3 separate regions of the Homo sapiens genome follow, and all the other regions are linked to region 1. The links are chromatin loops, found by intact Hi-C in ENCODE. Cell type or tissue: heart left ventricle. All regions are shown on one strand.

The links. Peaks named below come from ENCODE experiments on the same cell type or tissue, not always from the same donor. Only the 100,000 strongest peaks of a DNase experiment are listed, where the experiment ranks them.
Region 2: it touches region 1 in a loop (2.5-fold over the local background); 34 of 110 quality-filtered maps call a loop at or near these places.
Region 3: a loop joins it to region 1, with 3 times the contacts of the local background. A loop is called at or near these places in 30 of 110 quality-filtered maps.

Annotation. Positions count from the first base shown.
Region 1 is chr4:155,663,558-155,671,557 of GRCh38, reverse strand. It overlaps GUCY1A1 (guanylate cyclase 1 soluble subunit alpha 1), which reads right to left and starts at 4,710. Exons shown (of 10, transcript NM_001130682.3): 1 at 4,593-4,710; 2 at 4,139-4,212. In heart left ventricle, a CTCF peak has its summit at 4,298; DNase peaks (open chromatin) are centred at 3,897, 4,247 and 4,717; H3K4me3 peaks cover 5,712 bases; H3K27ac peaks cover 2,675 bases.
Region 2 is chr4:155,431,866-155,439,865 of GRCh38, reverse strand. All of the region lies in intron 1 of LOC105377503 (a long non-coding RNA gene), which reads right to left. Among named protein-coding and RNA genes, the nearest start is that of MAP9, 59 kb to the right of the region's middle. In heart left ventricle, no CTCF peak of the experiment used is centred here; no DNase peak of the experiment used is centred here.
Region 3 is chr4:155,754,876-155,762,875 of GRCh38, reverse strand. It overlaps GUCY1B1 (guanylate cyclase 1 soluble subunit beta 1), which reads right to left and starts at 3,855. Exons shown (of 14, transcript NM_000857.5): 1 at 3,733-3,855; 2 at 3,016-3,089. The coding sequence starts at 3,735. LOC105377506 (a long non-coding RNA gene) reads left to right here and starts at 4,461. Exons shown (of 8, transcript XR_007058484.1): 1 at 4,461-4,686. RefSeq lists silencers at 2,808-3,077, 3,528-3,677. In heart left ventricle, CTCF peaks have their summits at 2,793 (motif pointing left) and 3,850; DNase peaks (open chromatin) are centred at 2,815 and 3,895; H3K4me3 peaks cover 3,418 bases; H3K27ac peaks cover 2,183 bases.

The sequences.
Region 1 (8,000 bases):
TGGAGATAATCTGGGCAGACTAGAAAACCTGGAAAAATCCAGAATATGTACCATGGAGAATTTGATATGACATTAACTAAAAAAGAATAAAATAGCTGCACAAAGTATCCTCCAAGCTGACATTGGAGTGAAGCAATTGGTAGTTGGCTACAAGATACAGTTATGTCTCTCTTTGTCCAGCTAAATCAACAGCAAGGAAGGTAAAGCAAACATTAAAAGTGAAGCTGACATTGGGAAGGCAGGTTCTGGTAGGTCTAGTGGCAAGAGATTTAAGGGTTGGAGCAGAGTTAAAATTGTTGGTGAAATAAATAACAGTTTACAAGCAATTCTGAAGAGGCCACAAACTATATGACGGAAGAGCACACAAGGGTCTCTGTCACCAAGACCATAGCTCCATGTGGTAGCATCAAAGCATAAACAAGCCTTAATTCAAGAATAACAATGACAACAATGTTAAGCTCTTTAGACACCTACTATGCACCAAGCACTATGGATCCAACATTGGATACCGTGAAGGAGATTTGAGTTTAATGGGAGATGCAGACATTTAAACAGGTACTTTCAATGTCATGTGACATAGCAAAAGGGGATAAATAGATAGGCTGGACCTAGAAAAAAAGGTCAGGATTAAGAAATGGGTCTGCCCCATTTGCTTCCCCCCTAAGAAGGTGTTCACTCTCAAAGCCATTGTCTCGTGTCGACTTCCTGCTAATTCTTAGTATGGTGAGATAGATGACTTGGTATGTGAGTTAATTAATTTGACTTGGCCTCAATTTTTAAAATGGAGGATTTGTTTTAATGAAATATTGTTTAATGGCCAGAAAGCATACCAGAAGTTAGAAACTACAGGCTGTGAGGCACATTCTTGTGGCAAGGAAGAGCCTGCTCCAGAGTCCCTCAAGTTTTAAGATGTAGCCATTCTCTCCTACTGTGGGCTGAGAGGGAAGCCCACTCTACAGCTCTTCTTTCACCCCTCCAAAATAACTCTGTTCATCCTCTGTAAGCCTTCGAGGCTATAGGAAGATGAAGCCTATTGGCATGAACCCAGGGAAGAAGAAAAATTACATATATAATAGGTAAGACATTTCAAAATGTTCTGAAAGAAAATAAAAGAAGCAGATATGATTCAGGATAGCCAGGAAATTACTTCACCCAAAGTAAATCAACTAGTAACTAAACATTGACAAAAGCTCTTCTTATATCAAGTCAAGATGTAGACACCCAAAACAAACTATTGCAGAATGAATGTAGATGGTCAAGAGACAAACATATTTTTAATTATTAATACTTTGGGGAAAAAATTTGTTTTTACAAATGTGCAGAAAAGTAATAAATAGAAATGTTTAAGAAAAGTGGCTTGGGTAAATATTTTTAATTAACCAGTGTAAAAATAGTGCCTTCAAAATGGAATATTCTCACAAATAAAAGCCAAGCAACTTCTTAGTGAATCTGACAGAAAAAGTCATTCTCAGTAACAGCTTCCTCCAAAAATTTTTCCCATTAATGCACATACTTTTTGGCTTGTATTACTGAAATGTTGCTTTACCTTTCCATTTCCCCTTACTTGTAGAGATTCATTCTGATGGCTAATTTGATGTTTATTTAGTTCTGAAAAAAGGTTAATTAGAAATTATGGGGGTGCAGATCGTGTTATTTTAAACTAACCTGTAAAGCAAGAAATATTATCCTCAGTCCACACTCATTAGTTGCTAGCAAATGTAAATGCAGGATTTAATTTCCCTTGTATAGTTTCTGAAAAAATTCAAAGTTATGCAATATCAATGTGTCAATAAAAGTGATGTTAGATAAACATTTAATTTTTTTCAATTTCATTTGAAAAATATAACAAAATTCTTAAAATTCGGTCACAAAATATTTTACTGATGTATTTGTAATAGATATACTTTAATTTTAATATTATCACTTGTTTGTAGTGAAATATTAAAATAGCTTTTCAAAATGTCTTAAGAAAGATCCCTTAATAAGACATAATTATAAGAGTTATAAGTACTAAGCATTGTGAAGTTTTTCACACTTTTGTTTTTGGTATTGCCATAAATAAATAAAATAATTTTATATTTCCTTCCTCATTCTCCGAATGACAGAAAACGATTTTAATCATGTTATTTAATACCTGAATATCTAGAAGCAAGACCTTTAAGGGGCTATTTATATTTCATACACTATGAGACACTATACCAAGCATAAGTACTTTATATTTTGATTGGATTTCAAAGACAAAAATATAATTTTTATTTTCTGTCGTATAATAGAAAGAGATCTTACAATATAAAGTATAAATATACCTTATAAATATAAATATAAGGTACCCATCTATTAATTACAAATTTCTACTAAATACGTTCACAGACCTGTTTCCTAATACATTAAAATACATACATCTGGTCTATTTTATGTGAAATATTTAACTACGGTAACACCATTTAATTGTTCTAGAATTTTCCTTCTAGCCTATGTCTGCAGGCTGTATGTAGACAGCCTGTTGTTTTGATAAGAAAAAGTATGGCTTACGTGTTTTTACCCCGTGGTTCTTAATTTTCTATTAGGACACAGGTCCATTTTGGATATTTGACTATGTACTATCTCCCTTAAAATGCAGCCACTCTAATGTTTAAATACAATTTTAGGGACTTCACGGCCCCTTGAAGAAGATCACGGACCCAGTTGTTTAATGGCTGAACAAAGCACAGAATGCATAGACAACTTCCACTGAAGCAATAATAAAGCTTATATGTATAACTTTCAGACCAATTAAGTGTTGCTTATTTTGGTTACATCGTCGTTGCTATCATAACGAGTTTACTTTTTACCACTGTACATAATAGGGTACCTGAAATGATCACTCTTAAAGAAAAAATATGTATAGCAATTTTAGGAAAAGCAACAGACCACTTCTACACTCTGAACCAAGATAAAAAAAAATTATATCAAGTGCTTCTATGCTTACCCATATGTAACAGGAAAGTTTGACGTTTGTACAAAGACAGTTCTAGTAAGTGGTAGAGATGTATGAAATCAAATCAATTCATTAAATAGGCATTTAGTGAAATTACCATAGGAGAACTGATCCTAAAACATCACTATTGATATGTTATAAATGAAGTTCAAATGAAAGAAAAAAAAATCTGTCCTATTTAAAACTCAGCACTGTTTCCATAGGTTCCAAATCAAGATGCCTTCAACCAGTCATCGTTAAGTGAGCCATACAATCTTCTGGCTTACTTCAGAAGATGTAAACTGTTTATCGAGTGCAAAATGAAAGAATAACCATGTGAAAATCAGTGAGCAGAGAAAGACGCACGAAATCCATAGCCTGAAATCACATGACCACATTGCAACGCAGCCCCTCACACCATTGTCACTGTCAGGCAGCTCAGGCGACAGGGTGCAGACAGGCGCGGAGACCGCGGTGGCCCCCTGCTCACGCTTTCTCCAAGAGCCGCAGTCCTAACGAAAACAGAAATGGGACTGCTAAGCAGTAAATCATTTGTCTCTCTCGCACACACGCGCACACCTCGTGGAGCCGCTGGGCAGTTAGCCGGCTGCCTTCTCTGGGCAGCCCAGCGATCGCAGCTTTTGCTGTGGAGGAGGACGCGCCTCTTACCCACGCCGCAGCCGGCCGGGTGAAGTTGCCCTGAAGCCCGCCACCGCCTCCAGCCCTGCTGCCTCCGGGGTCCAGGCATCCCCCAGCTGCGCCCGCTCGCTTGCCTGCCGGCGCGCCGGAGGCCGCAGCGCTGCACGCGGCTGATGGGCTCTGGGGCCCAGGCGCCCTGGCCGTGGGAGACCAGCGGCCCCGGCGCGCCCCGCGCGTTCTCACGGCCCGGCCCCGCGAGCTCAGCAGCCGGCGCGGCGCTGCTCGGCGCCCACCCCCGTCTGTGCTCCTCCCTCGGGCGCCGCGGGTCCCCCGGGCCCTGGGCCGGCCCCTCGGGCGTCCTCTCCTTTCCTCTCGCTCCTCCCCAGCGTGGGAACCCGATGCTGGCTTCCCAGGGCTGGGCAACTGGGAGCGTACCGAAGGTTTCTCAGGAGAGGAAGGAGACCCAGCCCAAGCGGGGGTCCCGGAAGAGGGACCGCCTGTCTGAAGAACCCCGACCCGCGTGGGGATGCAGCGACCACTTACTTGGTGGCTTCGCACACCTCGGGGCTGTGCTTCCGGATCTCTAGCAGCTCCAGGGCGCGCCTCGCAAATCCGCACTGCGAATGGAGAAAGAGAGCAGGCGTCAGGGGTGGCAGGCAGTGAGCGGGAGAGGGGACCCTGCAGTGGCACCTGTCGGTCCCCGCGCGAGTGCACCCTGGGCACTCGCGGCAGCGGCACTTACGCTTGGGTCGCTCATGTCTACCTGTTCAACAGGCTAGGCGGGACGCGGCGTGCCTCGGAAACTGTATCGCCCGCGTGGCTCCCAGACAGTCCTCCTTGCCTTTGTCTCTCTGTGTCTGTGTCTCCCTCTTTGATCACCCCAAAGGAACCCTTGCAGTTCCTTTCCATAAGGCATTCGATTTTTTCAGACCTCTGCCCGCCTCCTCCCCTTCTCCGCACCGAAAGACTGAAAAAGAAAGTAGCAGCCAAAACGCACCATGGTGAGATCACGCCCGGCTGGGGTCTCTAAGCTCCTCCAGGCGCTCCCTCCCCCACAGGTGTCCTCCGCCTGGGTCTGTTCCAGGCTGCTCGCTGCTCTAGCGCAGGAAAAGTGTAGGAAAACTCTGCACTGAAACCTGCTTCTGGAAAACTGACTCTGAGCTGAGTCCCACCCACTAGGCTCAGACTAGGGCAGGGGAACTGAGTCCTGGTCTCTGCAGCCGCCCAATCGCCATAACAGAAATCACTGTGTGGAGACAGAGACCTAGGGGCAGGGGACAAAAAAAAAAAAAGAGAGAGAGAGAGAGAAAGAAAAAAATTGGAGGGGACTCCAGGAAAATTTGGCACACTTAAAAAGAAAAACAAAAACATGTCTTCTCCACTATGCACTGGTGTGGAAAAACTGTAGTTTTCCACAGTTAAAAACTCCAACATTTCTGCTGGGGAAGTTGACATCTGCGCTGATGACTCTCTTGTCCTGGTTTTCAGATTTGAAGCCAATCTACTCATTTGCAGATGCAGTTTTATGGTTACAGAGATTTTACATCTTTTCAGTAAGGTCTGGCTTCTGCCTGGTTCAGTGCATTTAGTTATATTTGTTACCGTTGTGTGTGTTGTGATATTATGCTTTTAGTCACCTTTCTGACTTAAAAAAATCCCATCATGCTGTTCCATTGTGAATTAACAATTAATCATGATCTTTATGTGATCCATTTTCAATTCAGTTCAATTCATGGTTATCTTCCTCTTTTATATCTCCCCCAAGTACACCATCTAATCTGGTCCCATTTGTAAGCTCATCACATTTGCAAACTTTCTCCCAGTCTTGCCTACTGTGCTTGCCTCATAGTGAACATTAATCAGAATCAGGAAAAAAATACATTTAAATAAGTCAGGAACAGTTAAGAAAGTCAGCAATATAAGCACAGGTAGTCACAGAAACTTTTGCCTTCCTGCCATCTCAGAAACTTCTCTTCCTCTACATTTAACCCATGATACTCTCTTAGATCAGTAGGACATTTGTACTAAGAATATTTAGAACTTCAGATGTAGAAGGAAACTTAAAAAATACACAGTAATTCATTAGTAAAAAGAAGAGGGAAGTCATACTATTTTTAAGTAAATGCTATGAACATTCAGAAGAAAATGAGATATTGTCTGACAGGGTTCATAAAGGAACAGTACTAGAGATAGGACTTGAAGGATTGGTTATGTTTGGAAAAAGATAAAATAGAGGACTTTTTTGTTGTTTTTGCTTTTCTCTGACAGAGGGAAACTTGTGAGCAAACATACAGAGGTTGGAAAGGCATGACACTGTTATTCAAGAAACAAGGAGTAATACCATCTGGTAGAAATAAAAAGTACATAAAGAAAAGTGTAGGAAGATACGGTGGAAAGATAGGCCGGGTTCAGATGCCTGATCCGCAGTTGTCACGTGTTGCAGGCTTGTATAAAGACTTTGTTGTTGCTGTTGTCCTCGTCTGTTGATACCATTACCAATATTCCTTTCATTCTGGAAAATGACTTGTTTAACCCATTAATTTCTACTTTTACCATTCTCAAGTTTTATGGCACACCAAACTCCTTGATTAGTATTGCATTTGACCCCAGTACATTCTGCCAGGAGCTACCGAGTTTTACTAAGAGTAGACTCTCAACTGGATAGTGTCTTGTCTTCTTCCTCCTCTATCCTTTCTGACTGTCAGACAATGGGTAAGAAGAGGAAGCAACCAATCTAAACATAAGGGTGGCTAGAACCACCAAAAGGTGACTGCAAAAGACATTCTGTAATCTGGATGTTTGATATGCTCTAAAAAAGTAACAAGAGTTCCTTGTTGTTAGGGAAATACTAATCTTCACAGCCTAATTTCCTAGTAATGAAAATGGTTCATAACGGGATTCACTAAAATGCCTGCTGAGTGGATAAATGAATACCTGAATATTTCATCATCTTCCAGGTCCAATCTTCTTTCTTATAGTTGACTTATGGGTTAAAACCTACTTTCCTCCACTTTATGGAGAATAAGAAAGTTGTCATGACAACTTAATAAAAATGTTAACAAGGAAAATTACTCAGTGTAAAGCAATCTCCTTAGCCATGTTGATGCTGGCAGAAAAGCTCAAGAAATTTTTATTTCCTCTCAAGATGCTTTGTTTTTCTTGTACCTACAACCCACAATTGACAACAGCATGAAAGCATTTAAATGTACATTACTTTCACACTTGCAAATGAAAGGACAATGGCAACTAGAGATAGTATCTAAATCCTTGCTACTCAGAGTATGGTTTCTATATTAGCAGTATCCCATAACCTACAATCTTGTTGGAAATACAGAAGTTCAGGCCCCTCTCTAAACCAACTGAATCAGACTATCCATTAAACAGAATCCTCAAGTGATTCCTATGCACATTAAAGTTTGAAAAGCACTGGTCTACTATCAAGGCATTAAGTATGATAAGCCTCAAAACACATCGTATGAATCTTTCTAAATTCAGGGATTTTTAGAACCTGCATCTTTATTTTTCTGGGTTACTATTGCCATGTCAGTTCAAATAAAGTAATGGGACTAATGGTTTCATCTCTACTGACTTTGTGGACCATAAAAAATCCATAAACCAAGGGGAATTAAGAACGAGATAGAGAACAGTAAAAGGGTAGAAATGAGAGAAGTGTTACATATATGTCAGGGTCAGAGCTTTGTTTTATTTTTAGCAAACGAACAAACTATGGATTGTATGGTTTACCAAATTAGGATAACCTCTCAAATATAAGAAAAATAAGATAAACTTCTGGCTCCTTATTTCCTCCTTTTCTTAGTATTATTCATTTTCAATTTGTTTTAATGTACCTGGTTAAAGTTTACACTGGTAACTTGCAGTAAGATGATGCAAAGACTCCAAAATGTCTCTTTTGTATGAATGTAAAGCTTTAGTTAGAAAAACTAGATCTTATTAGGTTGGCGTCCACGCATTTCTAGTCCTGGTATAGACATTCACAAAGCAGCCTGGACTGGAAGAGATTCTGATGGTAACAGAAATGCTGTCCACTATATTTTTGCCAAGGAGTTGGTGTTTGTGAGCAGTAAATACAGTGGTAGGTAGAATAATGGCACTCCAAAGATGTCTACCTGCTAATCCTTAGAACCTGTGAATATGCAATTTTACATGGCAAGAGAGAAGTAAGGATGCAGATAGAATTAGGGTTACTAATCAGCTAGTCTTGAGATGGGAATATTATTCCAGATTAGGTGGGTGAACCAAATGCAATCAAAAGGGTCCTTGTAAAAGAAAGATTAAAGCAATAGAGTCAGTCAGAGTCGGAGTGATGCTATGTTAGAAAGAATTGATAAGCAATTGCTGGCTTTGAAAATAGAAAGGGGGCTGGGTGCAGTGGCTGACACCTGTA
Region 2 (8,000 bases), 230 kb after region 1:
GGTGCATTTATAAACCTTTAGCTAGACAGAAAGTGCTGATTGGTGTGTTTACAATCCTTTAGGAGACAGAAAATTTCTCCAAGTCCCCACCCCACCCAGAAGCCCAGCCGGCTCCACCTCTCAAAAGCACAGAGGGACAAGCCTTACAACTGAATATTGATAAAAATGGAAGAATTTGGGTAAAATATAAATATATTCACATATTTGGGAATAAACTGAGATAGGTTTTACCTTTAATTTTTCCAAACTGATTTTCTAAAAATTACTTTGGTTACCAAAATTTGTATTAAATTAGGAAAACTCCTCTTAGAGTAATTTTCACCAAAACAAAACAAGCAACAGGTTTTTTTAAAAAAGAGGTTCACAAGCTGAGGGTTCCAGATTAAACATTTCAAGATATCCAAACACACACACGTAAAACAAATAATTAACCTTGGAGAAAGTCTAGCCTTAAAAAATTATCTATCTATCTATCTATCTCTCTCTCTATCTATATAGATAGAGAGATAGATAGATATATGCTTCTTTTTAACTAAAATACTATTCAGATATGAGGGATACATTATGGTGTTGCTCAGCAGTTTTGACGTGAATCACACCGGTTAAACTGAATGTCATCCTTGGCAATACGTATAAGCCTGGACTTATCATAAGCCTCATAAAATATTCAGAGGATTTGTTTTTTGATTTGTTTTGTTTCAACTGCTATATTCAGATATCCAAAGAAAAGTTTTAAAAAATAAAGTGAAAGGAAAAAAGAAAAGGGATAGAGTGAGACAATCTGAATGCTGAATGATAGAATTGCAGTGTCCATTTCAAAGCATCCCTTAATACCAGCTGTCTCCCCATTTACTCATTTCATTCATTCATCAATTGTCAAGTGTCTGTCATGGACCAGGACCTATTCTAAGCTCTGGTGATATATTCAACAAAACAATGACCCTGTTCTTACTATTTTTGTTGAAAGACACAGAAAATTTTAAACAAAACAAATAAACTACTAAATATATAATATCCTACTGTAATAAGTGCTTAAAGAAAAATGATGTAGGGTAATGGAATAGAGAGGGGTGGGAAGGGTTGGGATAGAGTCTGGCAACATGGGCATCTCTGATGTGGTGACTTCAGAGGCGAGATCTGAATGCAGTTCTTAGCATCTACCTATGGGGATTCCAGGAGAAGAACATATTAGGTGGGGGGCTGCAGATATAAAGGCAACAAGCTAGAACAGAGTCAAAAATGGGAAGAGTAGTAGTAGAAGTAGCCCAAGACCAGAGTGTGTAGGGCATTGTAAACACTTATGAGGATTTGGGATTATATTCTGACAGATGCTTGTGACACACAATTGAGCTAGCTATAAAAATGATGCTTTAAATGCCCACAAAGAAAATGGTAAGTAATAAACATGGGCTATCAATCTTATTAACTACATAGCTGGTACCAAATGATTTACATTCTGCATATTTCCACTACCTCAACTGTAATCAAGCTAGTTTTTCTTTTTTACAGCTCATACTATTAAAAAACATTTTTTTTCACTTAACATGTAAGACTATAATGTTGTCCGGGCACGGTGGCTCACGCCTGTAATCACAGCACTTTGGGAGGCCGAGGTGGGTGGATCACAAGGTCAGGAATCCGAGACCAGCCTGGCCAACATAATGAAACCTTGTCTCTACTAAAAATACAAAAATTAGCCTGACGTGGTGCCACGTGCCTGCAGTCACATTTACTTGGCAGGCTGAGGCAGGAGAATCGCTTGAACCCGGGAGGCAGAGGGTACAGTGAGCTGAGACTGCACCACTGCACTCCAGCCTGGGCGACAGAGCAAGACTCCGTCTCAAAAAAAAAAAACAAAGACTATTATGTTGAATATAATTTTTTTTTTTTTAGACAATTTCACTGAAGCAATGTGTTTCATTTCTCATTGACGACTTCCACAATTCTGATTAGAACCCATGGTATGCCTCCTGGGAGATAATCCCTACTGTAGTGATTAAACATAATAGGTACCAACAGTAGAAATTGTAAAATAATATATCACATGTTAAATTATAAAAAACATATGACTCTATTGATCTAAATATAATATAAGATAATTGTTTCTCACCCTCCCCACTTGTAATTCTTGGTCAGTCTAGTAAACTATATACTAAAAATCCATTATCAATCAGGTATAATTTATGATACATCCACATTATTCAAGTGCTTATACAATAATGCTGCTATTTAGAAATCTTTGCCAAAATCAGGAAAAATGCTCTTCTCTTTTTACGAGTCCCTAATTAACTGAATCTTTTCATGAGTGGTCAAATAAATATTTAGAGTTCCAGAAGATAGAAATCAGTGGAAATGTGATTATTCCTATATTTCTACTCAAATTCATAAAACATATCATGCAATAATTACATATTACTTTTACACATTTCTCAGTCTTTTTCTACTAGACCTCAGTTTAATTTAAAAATTCTGACCAGCTAAATTACTCTTATTTTTAGGGAGGTGAAAAAAAAAAGAGAGAGATTTGTTCAAGGAAAAAGAATACCATTGGTAACACTTGGTAACACTCTCAAAGTGAGATGGAAACTCGACTTCCTGAGCCTTTTTAATAACCTAGATAAGATGACGTCAGCTATAACTTATCTTACTTTCTTGGGGCATTTTGTGGCAATCGTCTTTTATTTAAAAAAAGTAATAAGTAATTATTATGAATAATTATTTTTATAAAGAGGAAAAAAGTAATTCCCAGATTATTTTGAGCTTCCATTTTCTTACTTTGTAAATTGCATATATTTTCTCAGTGGAACATAACCTTCAATGCCTTGCACACCATGCCTAAGAAGCAACAGTAAGAGTTTGCCAAATCCATCTTTCCCAGATGAAGCAAAGATTATCACATGGCAAACATTCAAGACTTTTGGTCTACACGGAAGGTTTATTCAAAGATGTTCTGGATCAGTGGGCTAAATCTCTCCCAGATCCACCCACAATCATACTTTTAATATTTCACAATTTCTACCAAATGGTTATTCTCTCCTTCTTTCAAACTTATGCTTATTTGGAAAACCTTAAAGAATGGTTTTGCTTCCCACATAGAAACATTCCGGGCTGAGCACGGTGGCTCATGCTTGTAATCCCAGCACTTTGGGAGGCCGAGGCAGGCGGATCATCTGAGGTCAAGAGTTCGAGACCAGCCTGGTCAACGTGGTGAAACCCCATCTCTATTAAAAACACAAAAATTAGCTGGGAGTGGTTGTGCATGCCTGTAATCCTAGCTACTCTGGAGGCTGAGGCAGGAGAATTGCTTGAACCCGGGAGGTGGAAGTTGAGATCATGCCACTGCACTCTGGCCTGGGAGAGAGTGAGACTCTGACAAAAATAAAAAATAAAAAAAAAAGATGAAAGAAATATTCCTATGTCTAATATACACTTGATTTTCAAATAATTTTATTATTTATTTATTTTGTATTTATTATTTGTTTTTGCAAACAAGATCTCACTCTGTCACTCAGGCAGGAGTGCTATGGTGCAATCACAGTTCACTGCAGCCTCGAGCTCCTGGACTCAAGCCATCCACCTGCCTCAGCCTCCCAAGTTCTTGGGACTGCAGGCACACACCACCACCCAGCTAATTGGTTTTTTTTTTGAGGGGGGCAGGGGGGTTGTTTTGTTTTTGTTTTATAGAGACAGGGTCTCACTTTGTTGTCCAGACTCCAATCATTTTTATATGCAGCAAAAGAAAAATGAGATTCAATAGAACTATAATTCACATAAAATAGAATCTTGATAAATAAGGAAAACTTTCCTCTCTTTATAACGTGATTCTTCCTGAATTCATCATACATTCAATTAGTCAAAACTACATTCTGCTCTTTCTTTTGCCTGCTTTAAGGCTTGGTCATTAGTTATTAATTAATATTCACTGGCTGTAATGTTCAGAACATATTAGATTTGCAAACTTCATCAGACCACCAAGGGCAATGTTGTATCTGAGTGGAAGGAACAGGTTTGATTATAACCCATACATAGGATCACATTAACCATGTGAAAAGAGGGTGTTGAAGGAGGAATCCCAAAATTGAGAGAGTGATAACAAATCTGAATGTGATCACTACATTAGCAACCAGTTATCAGTACCCTTGTAGAACTTTTAAAACTTTAGCACATAATTTACTCCCAAGATAGAACTAAGCAATGTAATCTCTCAACCACAATGAGATAATAAAAAAGGAACCAGCTTACATGTCGAAAAACTAAAATCACCTCTTCATATCTTTTTCAATAAAGAAGATATCCATTTTTCTTCCATACATTCTGTACACAATTTCTCAGCTTTTATGGTATCCCTGGTAGTGGTCTCTGCCTTTGTGATATATTTAGGAAAAAAATAAGAGAAAGATAGCATTTTTGCTGGGGGAGACAGATGATTAACAATAAATCTAATAAATAAATTACGTAGCATGTAAGAAGATGAAACTTCTATAAAAAAACTAAAGACTATCATAAGAAGAATGAAAGTGGCTATGGGGAGGGGCCTATTGCAATTTGCAATAAGTGAATCAGGGTAGACGTTATTCAGAAAATGTCATTAACTAACGAGACATAAAAGAAATGAAGAAGCAGCTCATGTAGCTATGTGAAGGAAGGGTATTTCCAAGAGGAAAAAGGGAGTGTAAAGAGCCTAAGGAAGCAACATACTTGGCCTAATCAGGGAATGCAAGGAGGCCAGCATGGCTGGACCAGGGTGAAAGAGAAAAATCAGCTAGGAAGGTGATGCAATAATCAGGCCAGGGATGACTGTGACTGGGACTAGAGTGGAGGCAGTGAAAAAAAAAGATGAAAAATGGTCAGATTTGAATAGTACGTTGAAAGCAGAACCAATAGAATTTTTCACAAAAACAAATTCAACATTTGTCATCCACATGTCAATATTCATTATCCATAGGTCATCATTAAGAGAAGAAAAGAAACAGAGAATTACTATTTATTGAATTGAACTCTGATCCAGACAACAGTAGCAAGTTGATGGTAAAGGGATGGAAAAACCAACACAGGTCTCTGTGGATTAATAATGAGTTTCCAAATCTCTTGAAGATTCTGCTAGCTTAAATTTTTTAAAATAACTAAAATGTAAAGAACTTTAAATGTACGAATGACAAAGAGTCAAAGTAGACTTATTTTGTTGTCATGTTTTTCAACAGGCTTCTGAAAACACAGCTGTTAGAGAGAACTGAGTGAAATATTCTATACAATAAGAGCCCCTTGTCTGAAAAAAACATTCCCAAAAGATACTCAGAGTGGACAAGAGCCCAGGAAGGAAACTTCTGGGAAAGTGAAGATTCAAACAAAATGCTTATTTGTAACAATAGAGAGAAAGTAAGGAAATGTCTTTTATAATTGCCAGAGTTATGCAGAAAGCCCTCCAATCCCTATTCACATAACCCCCATTAACCCAGACCTTGAGTCCTTTTTGTGTCCTCTACTGAACTCAGAAACTTGGATGTCCTAGAATATTTAGTATCACTTTCCTCAAGGGTAGAAAAGTTTTTTAAAACAAATATTACATTGATAATAGATAACACGTGTGTGCTACGTGCCAGGCACAGATTATCCTGTATGACAACACCCCTATGTAGTAATTATCTCATTATCCCCATTTTATAATGATGAGTCTTAAGTCAAAGAAGTTAGGTGTGTCCAATGTTGCATAGCTAGTAAGTGGTGAAATCTAGTTTCTAATACAGAACAATGAAAGAGGGTTTTGGTCACCTGTATGAAAAATCACAGTTTCTGAGTAATAGGAAGGTCATTGTCTGCAAAGCAAACTGAATAAACAGAGTTGTGAAATAAAATCATATTTTGAGCAAAAAATCCATCCTTTAATGTTTTTCCTCATTTGTGGTAAGGTCCACAGTTTAGTTCCATACCTTGCCTGTGCAGCTTAATTCAGACCTAGGACACCATTTCCTCACTTCTATGCCTATTTAAAACTCACCACTCAATGCCTTACAACCTCCTTTATGCCTTTCCTACTCATTCTGACTCATCTTTCCCTTTCCCTAAAGGGCTTATTTCTCCACTGATGATTCTGGGGCTTAATCATACTATTTGCCTTGTTGTTGAAGTGTTCCTTGTAAGTGTATCTAGGGTGATAACTACATGTGAAAATTGATGTCTACAGATGCACTGGATAGGTCATTTTCTATCACTGAACTTTGCACTATTTATGGTTTTCCATTTTCAGTCAGCAGCAAACAGAACAAACAAACTGATATGGTTTGGCTTTGTGTCCCCACTCAAATCTTATCCTGAACTGTAATCTCCAGGTGTTGAGGAAGGAACGAGTGGGAGGTGACTGGATCATGGGAATGGTTTCCCCCATGCTGTTCTTGTGATAGTGAGGGAGTTCTCACGAGTCTGATTGCTTCGTAAGCATCTAACATTTCCCCTGCTTGCACTTCTCTCTCCTGCCACCATGTGAAGAAGGTCCTTGCTTAACCTTCACGTTCCACCATGACTATAAGTTTCCTAAGGACTCCCAAGCCATGTGGAACTGTGAGTCAATTAAACCTCTTTCCTTTATAAATTACCCAGTCTCAGGTATTTCTTTATGGCAGTGTGAAAACGGACTAATATACAAACACACATCATTTAACTTTGCAAATTCAGAAAAAATCAATTCCAGATTAAAAATCAGTCTTTCCTGTAACTTCTCAGTAATCAATGCAGTATTTCTTCCCCAACGTTCTCTTTTGTGGGAAGGGCTTCTATAGAGCACCATAGCAATCAAGATGGGGAAGGGATGAAGAGAAGTGGGACATCTTTGGTCTGTGACCCTCCTCTGTTCTCACAGGCTTCCACAGTGATGTGATGGGTCAGCCAGTTCTTGCAACTGGCCTTTGTCACCATGACGTGGGTTACCTGATGTTCACAGTCCTACACGCCCTCCTTTGTTTTCAGTTGGCATATTCAACAACAGAAACTTTCAATTCTGTGGCTCACTCCCTCTTACTTCTGGGCACTTTTGGGAGCCCTAGAGACTTTGGAAAACTCTCCCACACTATTCTGGGCTTTGGGAGAGCAGGAGGCCACCTCAGACTCCTTTTTGCCTTGCCTTGCCATCCTTGCTAATCCCTACTCTGGTTCCATTCTGGGCTTCTCTAAGAGGGTTGCAGTGCTCTTAGACCATGTCCTGGAAAATGAGATACAAATACTCTATACTCTAGGATTCCTCCCCTAGAAAGTGTACGCCGTTCGATCTTCTTCCTCCAGAACATAGGATGTGGCCTCAGTAGAGGGCAGTAGGAAGCATCCCACAGTAATCTCTAAACTATTTTTCATCTTTCTCTTCCTCACAGCTCCACTCCTACCTCCCAACATTATTATAAAAAGGTCTTTTCTGAGCCAGGCGAGGTGGCTCACGCCTGTAATCCCAGCACTTTGGGAGGCCGAGGTGGGCAGATTACCTGAGGTCAGGAGTTCAAGACCAGCCTGGCCAACATGGTGAGACCCCGTCTCTATTGACAATACAAAAATTAGCCGGGAGTGGTGGCACATGCCTGTAATTGCAGCCACGCTGGAGGCTGAGGCAGGAGAATTGCTTGAGCCCGGGAGACGGAGGTGGCAGTGAGCTGACATTGTGCCACTGCATTCCAGCCTGGCCAACAGGGCAAGACTCCATCTCAAAAAAAAAAGAGAAAAGAAAACAAAAAGTATACTTCTTACTTCCTCCTGTGTTCTTCTCTGCTTTGTGGTTTGCTGATTAAAATCTATCCTGCAAATCCTTTAGACTTTGCTTTTAATGTGCAATGCTAAAGTTTTCAAGTTCGAAGTTGAGCATTAACTCTCCTTTTTTGTTCTGTATGTATGTAGTAAGAAACCTACTTGAAAAGCTGTACATATAAATAGTCATTGATGAGGCCTGAGTCATAGGGGAATGGATAGTAGTGAAAGACCTTGAAAATTATACAATTTAAAATAAAAATTTTGTTCTACTGGTA
Region 3 (8,000 bases), 91 kb before region 1:
GATCACATGTAGCCCACTTTGTCTGGTTTGGTTGTTTGTTTGCGTTTTCCTGGTCCAAGAGCTAACAATGGTTTTAATATTTTTAAGTGGTTATATTTTTAATAGTTATATTGATTCCTACATAATATCCTCAGTTTTACCTTGGCCTGTAACACCTAAAACATTTACTATCTGGCCCTTTAAGAGAAAGTTTGCTGGCCCTTGGTCTAGACAATTTTTCTTCTTCTTAAGAGGAATTCAAAGCTTTTGTGAAATGGTTATATTGTTGGTAAGAGTGTAAGTGGATACTGAGTTTACAATGAAGCATTTTTGGCCCTTATCCACTTAGAATTTTCTGTCTGCTGTCTGGAATCTGTTACTTAGGGTTTTATTTGTCATTAAATGTTTGGCATCTTTTCCCATCCTTTCTCATGAAGGATGGATGGCCATTTCCTAGTGAAGCAAAAAAGTATAATGTAAATTTGTATAAACATCAATTTAGATAGTTTCTCAAAGACCAAAAGAAAAAATAAGAGTTTGGTACTTACTGAGACAAAAAAAAATGTTTTTCCTCTTATATTCAATTTCTTATAAAAGTTAAAACTGAAAGCATCTTGGACCAATGACTGCTTTAATATTCCCTGAAGCAGAGGGTAGGGAGGGGAGGAGGAACCAGAATCACCCAAGGAGCATTTTTCAATTACACTCCTCCAGGTTCTCCTCCCCTCTCCCCAGGCAGCAAGATTCTTTTCTGTGGAAAGCAAATGCTCTCCCAGGGAGCATTTAGTAATTACTCAGGGGTATTGGGTTGGAAACCAAGGAGCAGCTTTAATGCCCTCAGTGCAGAGAGTTCAACCATGTTCTCTAGCCCAGACACTAAACCACACCCAAGATCAGCTGGGGTCCACCAAAAGATGCTTAGACAAATAAAGAATCAACACTAACACCTGGATTACCAACACCAGTGTGACTAACACTTTTTCCCTTGCAGGGGCATAACCTTGAGGCAATTTTATTTAAGAAAAGACCAATATAACTTGTTTCATTTTTACCAGAAAAATTGTGTTGTGGATGATTGGAATTTTTATCCTTTAGACAAATTATGAATACTGTTGGAAGCTACTTAAAGATAAATTAGTAAGTTAATAAATAATTTTTTAAAGTAGAATGGAACAATATTCTCAGCTTGATTTTGCAGAGTTAAATTCTCGTCAATTGAATCTTTACATATTTGGACTTCCTCTGGGAAAATATAAGCAATATAAACAAATCTCTGGATAATTTTAACTTTTTAAAATGTCTGATACATTACTCTATAAAGTATTATTTTTCATCTCTGTATTTAACAGTGATCTAAACTGATAATGGCTAGGATATACAATCTAAATCTGGTTAAATTACATAATGACTGTTTAATCATAATAGCCATCTTTTATTCTGCTCTAAAAATTCTAAGCATATTCATTGTCATAGCATATCTACCAGCAAATTTGGGAATTTCTATCTTACAGATGCAAAAGCATCATATGGAGAATATATATATATATAGCATTTATAAATTTACAAAGGAAGTGGCTTAAAAATAATTCGGTAGTTAAGTTATACTGTTAACAATCTTTTTTTGATGTCTGCCTTGTTGATATCTGTCTACTAAGCAAAATAAAAATTATAATGGTATTAAGATGGCCAGAAAATTCAAATCCTAAAGTAACTTTTGGTGCCTATGTTCTCATTGGATTCAACCACATACTTGCCAAATCTCGGCTTCTGTTTATAATATGTAGGTAATATGCCCTGTGGATAATACAAATGGTTTCTGAAACATGAAAGAAACGCTCAGTGATACAGATCCAGGGGAAAGAAAAGTTACATTTTCGTGCTTAATATATAACCCTGGTCATTTCTATGGAAACAGATCGTTATGAGAAATCACCATCATGTAACTGCATAATAAGGCCTGTTAGAATTGATTGCTAATAATTGTAATGTGCTTAGGGAAAAACAGCATGGAAGCCTCACCTACCTGAGACAACAAAATGAAATCACTAAGTACAGGAAATCAGAGTGAATAATAACAGTGTATTCCCATCTGCCCACCCAGGAAACCCTTCCTTCCACCTTTGTTACAATGTGATAGTCTGACTGTTGCTCTAATATGAAAATCCATAAATAGGGTTTTGGAGTAGCTAGTTGGTGGTGGTCAGCTGTACCATAAGTTAAATGCAAATTTTTTGAGAGTGAGAGGAAAAAGGAGAGACAACTTTATTAGAGTGAAATAGTCAACCTGCCTGCAGACATGCTGACCCATCAGTCATTCCAACAGGTTTAAACTCTCAGGTGGGTGTGGTATTTCCGTTCACATCCCCAGTACTGGGCTCAAAGCTCCAGGACTGAAAGTAGAATGCCTCCTAGAACTGTTAAGTCTTCAACACAGTAGAAAAAAACGGGGGATAGGGGTTGGGGCGGGGGGGGTGGGCAGTGGGATTTGGGGAAAACAAAAAACTTCCAATTTTCACTTTATTTAAAAATGAATAAATGCGCTTAATTCACTGTTGCTCAAGAAATAATCTCCCGCGTGTTTCAGCATACCAAAAAGGCCTAACTTACGCCAGGTGTGTAAATCATAAAGGAGCCAAAGTCTTCCGTTTGTTTCTAAGGCCTCCGGGCGCAGGAACCTCGCGGAGGCCCGTGTGGTCCCTCGGGGCTCTGCACGCGTGGGAGCTGCCCGGCCTGCTGAGCCTGGGAGCGCCGGCAGCGCGTTCCCACGCTCAGGCCGGGTCGGGAAGCCGTGGTGACCCCTAGGGGCTCCTTTCCGCGGTTCTCGCCCTCGCAGCCCCGCCCCAGCCGCCCCTCCCCTCCTGGTTCCAGTCCCGGAGCGTGGGAGCGCAGCTGCAGCGAGCCGGGAGCGAGGCGCGGAGGCACCTCCAAGGATGCGCGCCCGCGACCCGGCCAGCAGGCTGAGGACCAGGCGAGGCGCGGGGGGCCTCCCACACTGGGCGCCGACCTGGGCCACAGCCAGGGTAGCCGGCCACTTACTTGATGTCTTCCCACACCTCGGGGCCGTAATTGCGGATCACCAGCAACTCCAGGGCGTGATTCACAAATCCGTACTGCGGGGACAGGGAGAGACTTGAGCGTCAGGGACCCGCTGTACCTGAGAAGCGGCTTGGGGGCGAGGCTGCTGCCTCTGCTCCCATGGCGCTGGCTTAACCTTTCACCCCGCCCCTGACTCCTCTCCCTTAGGGGTACTATGCACTAAAGGAGTCGGATCGTGGGGGCGCAACCCCCCAATCCCTGGTGGATTCTCCCCGTCACCATCCGCCCCACCCCCACGCTATCTTCCCACCCTCCTCACCTGTCACCGCTCCGGGAGAGGCTGGGCATCGGGGGCAGCGCGGGGACGCGAACCCGGAGCCTTCCCTTCCGCTGGCGCTCAGCCTCCCACACTGGTGGGGCCGGCCAGAGCCGGGAAGACCCCACGCCTCCGCCGCACCTCCCCTTCCCGAGCTCAGGAAGCTGCGGTGTGGAGCGGCAAACCCGCCTGGGAAGCAAAGGCACCGATCGCCCCCGCCACGACTCGCGGCGTTCCCACCTCCCCTGACTGGGCGCGGGCAAGGAGTGAGGCTGCTCCCGTGGCCGGCAGTGAGCGCCCAGGGCCCCCGAGCCAAGCTCCGGCTGCGCGGCCAGTTCCCTCGCTGCCAGGCCGGCCGAGGAGGGGTGAGGTTCGGGCCGCACCCGGCTGAGAGCACTTACCATGGTGTCTGCACCGGGAGCCGGGGAGGCAGCCCCCACGCAGAGGTACGGCCGAAGGGACCCAGGCAGAGGCGGCAGCGGCTACAGCGCAACCGGGCCGGGGAGGCAGCATCGAGCTGGAGCGAGAACAGCCGCCTTGGCCCGCCCTGATTGCCACCTCTTCCCAGCCAATGGCGAGTCGAGCCGCAGGGGGCTGGTCGGTGCTCCCCAGTTCTTCAACCAATCAGGGACAGAGGAGGGAATTCGGATGCTCTCAATGCTGCTGCGCTCCAGTGCCTTCCCGCCCCCGCCTGGTGACAAGGCCTTCATTTGAGGCCATAACAATGACAGTGGAGAAGCCCCAGCCGTGCTCCTTGCATGAATTCTGGAGCAGAGGAAATGCAGCTCTTGTGGACCCACTAAATGTATTATTATTCAGAGATCTGCCCTCAGTGGTTAACACAAGCAAAAGGGAACAGGGCGTGTTTGTTGTGTGAGCGTGTACGTGTGTACTTTGCAATGGACAGACCTTAAAAGGAATATCCTCTGTTGCTGGCATCCTCATGCTTATCTTTGTCTAGCGGAAAAACATTTCCTCTGTGGCTTGGTCCCACAACAGTTTATGGCAAATTTAAAGCTGGTAATATTGAGAAAAACATATTTTCACTTCTAGTCAATGAGACTAGTTGAGTGAAGCACCAAAAATTTTCAGTAATGTAGTTTGGTGGACGTTATGTTAAATCCAGTCCTGCCCTTTACTAAACTGTACAAGATCCAGCGATATTCTAGGCTTGATCCCTGTGGGACACCTTTCCCTACACCATGTCCGGGAGCCATAATTCCAGGGAGTTTGTAACCCTCTAGAGCGGGCCTCTGTTGCTGTTTCTTAGCAACAGACGAACTGGAAAATGACCAGTACAAAATGCACAGACTTTAACTACTCTACCTCCAGCTTACATTCTACCAGGCCCTTAGGTTAGTTAATGCTCTGAGTCCTGCCATAGAGAGAAGATGAGAGGAACAGGAAGTGGCAGCTTATTAAAGCTGTTTGTACCTGAGGTATATGGACTCCAGTTGACTTTTAGGGCAAGGTCAAAAGTGAGGTCACCAGTCTCAAGTGGACCTGAGAAGCCAGATGGTATTTTAAGATGTGCATATTTTGTTGTGAGAACAGTCTCAATATGGTTAGAGAAAAATGTCAAAACAATAAGATTGTGCTGACATCAGCACCGAGAGAGCTATGATGAAGGAAACTGATACAGAAATAGTGGCATGTAGCAAACAAACAAAACAACAAATTACTTTAAAAATTTCCATTATTGGTGGAATGAGTAAATAGATTACAGCCTTTCATACAATCTAACACCTTGTTTTAAACAACTATTAAAACATTAATCATTATTTAACAACAATTAACCACTAATTTTGAACCATTAAAATGGCACATTAAACAACCATGAAAAAGCAGGAGGGTGACTAGAAAATGATGATGCAGAAAAGTATTGTCAGGTTTACAAAACACCACAAGAATGTAATCATTTTCCATTTTTTAGAGTTAGTATACAGTAAGGTGCTATGTGGGTAATAACACAGGCACATACATGTTGCTGTAAGAATAATGGTTTGGGAGGAAACACAGGAAGTGTTGATATGGCTATCGTCTGTAATTAGAACCAGTGGCTGGAATGGCCATGACTCTTACTTTTTATAACTTTCTGTATCTTTTGATTATTTTTCTACACAGATGAATTTTCTTTACTGTTACATAACTGAATTTTTTTTAACTTTTATTTTAGTTTCAGGGGCACATATGCAGGTTTGTTATATAGGCCAATTACATGTCTTGGGGGTTTGGTGTACAGATTACTTTGTCACCCAAGCACTAAGCATGGTACCCAACAAATAGTTTTTTGATCCTCACCCTCTTCCCACCTTCCATCCTCAAGTAGGCCCCAGTGGTCATTGTCCCCTTCTTTGTGTTCATGTGTACTCCGTGTTTAGCTCCCACTTGCAAGTGAGAACATGTGGTATTTGGTTTTCTGTTTCTGTTAATTTACATAGGATAATAGTCTCCAGCTCCGTCCATGTTGATGCAAAGGACATGATCTCATTCTTTTTGATGTCTGCATAGTATTCCATGGTATATATGTACCACATTCTCTATCCAGTCTACCACTGATGGACATCTAGATTGAGTCCATGTCTTTGCATATAGTGAATTCACATATTAATTCACATATATTCACAAGTATTCATTTTGTGAATAGTTTATTTCATTCCATGTGACTAGTGCTGTGATGAACGTATATGCATGCATGTGCCTTTATGGTAGAATGATTTATACTCCTTTGGGTATATACTCAATAATGAGATTGCTGGGTCAAATGATGTTTCTGTTTTAAGTTCTTTGCGAAATCACCAAACTGCTTTCCACAATGGCTGAACTAATTTACATTCTCACCAGCACTATATAAGAGTTCCCTTTTCTCTATAACCTTGCCAGAATCTGTTGTTATTTGACTTTTTAATAATATACATAAAATAACTTTTAACTTGCTAAAAAAACTTAAAAAAAAAAACTATGTCTCTTATCTGTTCACCTTTGAGCAGCAATGGACCCATGCTCTCTGGTTTACGGTGTGTTGTGGTGTCCTCCACCTTAAACTTTACATAGGCAAAAGATAAGGAGATTGAATTGTTCTCTGGGAATGAAAAATGAGGAAAGCTCACTTAGAGAAAGATATGAGAGGAAATGAATAATGAGCATTTCTGCCAATGTCCCTTTCTCTCTGTCTCTTTCTCTCTATTTCAGTTCTTCTACCCTCACTTTCCCTTTTGTCCAATAACTTTTTGCACTTGTTGTTGTTTTTGTCCAACACATTTTTGCATTTGTAAATGTTTTTACTGTTTTATTTTCCAATTGTCTTATATTCATTCTGAATCTAAAAGAAGTTCTAGACACTAAACATTTACTGACTTTTGTTTGGCCTACAAGATATTACACAGGCTGTGATGTTCAGGGACAGAAGGATGCCTGCCAGCTGTAGAGGATCTCAAAAGAGGGGTCACCATTCTTCTATAAAAGCTCCCTACCTGTTGTCATCACTGCTGGCCAAGTAGCATAGGAATCATATCAGGAAGTAGATTATGCTATATTCTCTGAACAATGCATTGCATTCTTGTATGTATGCCCCAAGCTGAGGAGGATCAGTTAAAGATGAAAAAGAAGAGCTTAGGGAATGGCTTAGCCAGCCCTAAAATCAACATGAAGTTCAGTCTAATGAATGAACAATAAGTAAAAAGGCAATATGTGGCTTTCAGAAATGTCAGCTGAAGTGACTCACATTTTCAGCGAATAAAAATAAATTACTTTGGTAAGTTAAGTATTAAAAGTATTGTAATCGGCCGGGCGCGGTGGCTCACGCCTGTAATCCCAGCACTTTGGGAGGCCGAGGCGGGTGGATCACGAGGTCAGGAGATCGAGACCATCCAGGCTAACACGGTGAAACCCCGTCTCTACTAAAAATAACAAAAAATTGGCTGGGCGTGGTGGCGGTCTCCTGTAGTCCCAGCTACTTGGGAGGCTGAGGCAGAAGAATGGCGTGAACCTGGGAGGCGGAGCTTGCAGTGAGCCCAGATTGCGCCACTGCACTCCAGCCTGAGTGACAGAGCGAGACTCCGTCTCAAAAATAAATAAATAAATAAAGTGTTGTAATCATTGTTTTCAAGGCTTTGCTAGTTAATGTGAAAATTAGAAACCTTTGATTAAGGATAAAGGAAGATACATATATATTTGGGGGTGTTCCCAGGTCTGTGCATGTGTTTGTCAAAGCTCTGGTGTTTTGCCAGTTTTTTCTGTGGCTTCCATTTTTAGATCATTTTATGGAGCAGCATGTCATTTCATTTCAACTATTTCTTATACAATGATTTGCTTTATATTCATGTGCCTCTTTAATCTCTGTGGCTAAGAGCCGAATATTGATTCTTTGTGAAGCTTCTGCTGCTGGTCTTGGTTAGTCGCACAATAATCACATCTGTTGTCATTATTTTTGCTAATATAGTCACTCAATACTTCAAGCAAGGAATTCAGAATACTTACAAGCAAAGAGAAAAGCAAATTCTAAATGACACATTCGGTGATGTGATTCTAGATCAATAGAACAAAGAGAGATCCAAGAATTCAGATTCCTAAAGAAGTGACATTCAGATTTATTGTTAACTTGCCAATGAACTGTAAGTTTTGTCATATGAAAAAGGTAGTATTGAATATTAAAAGAAGCACTTTTTAA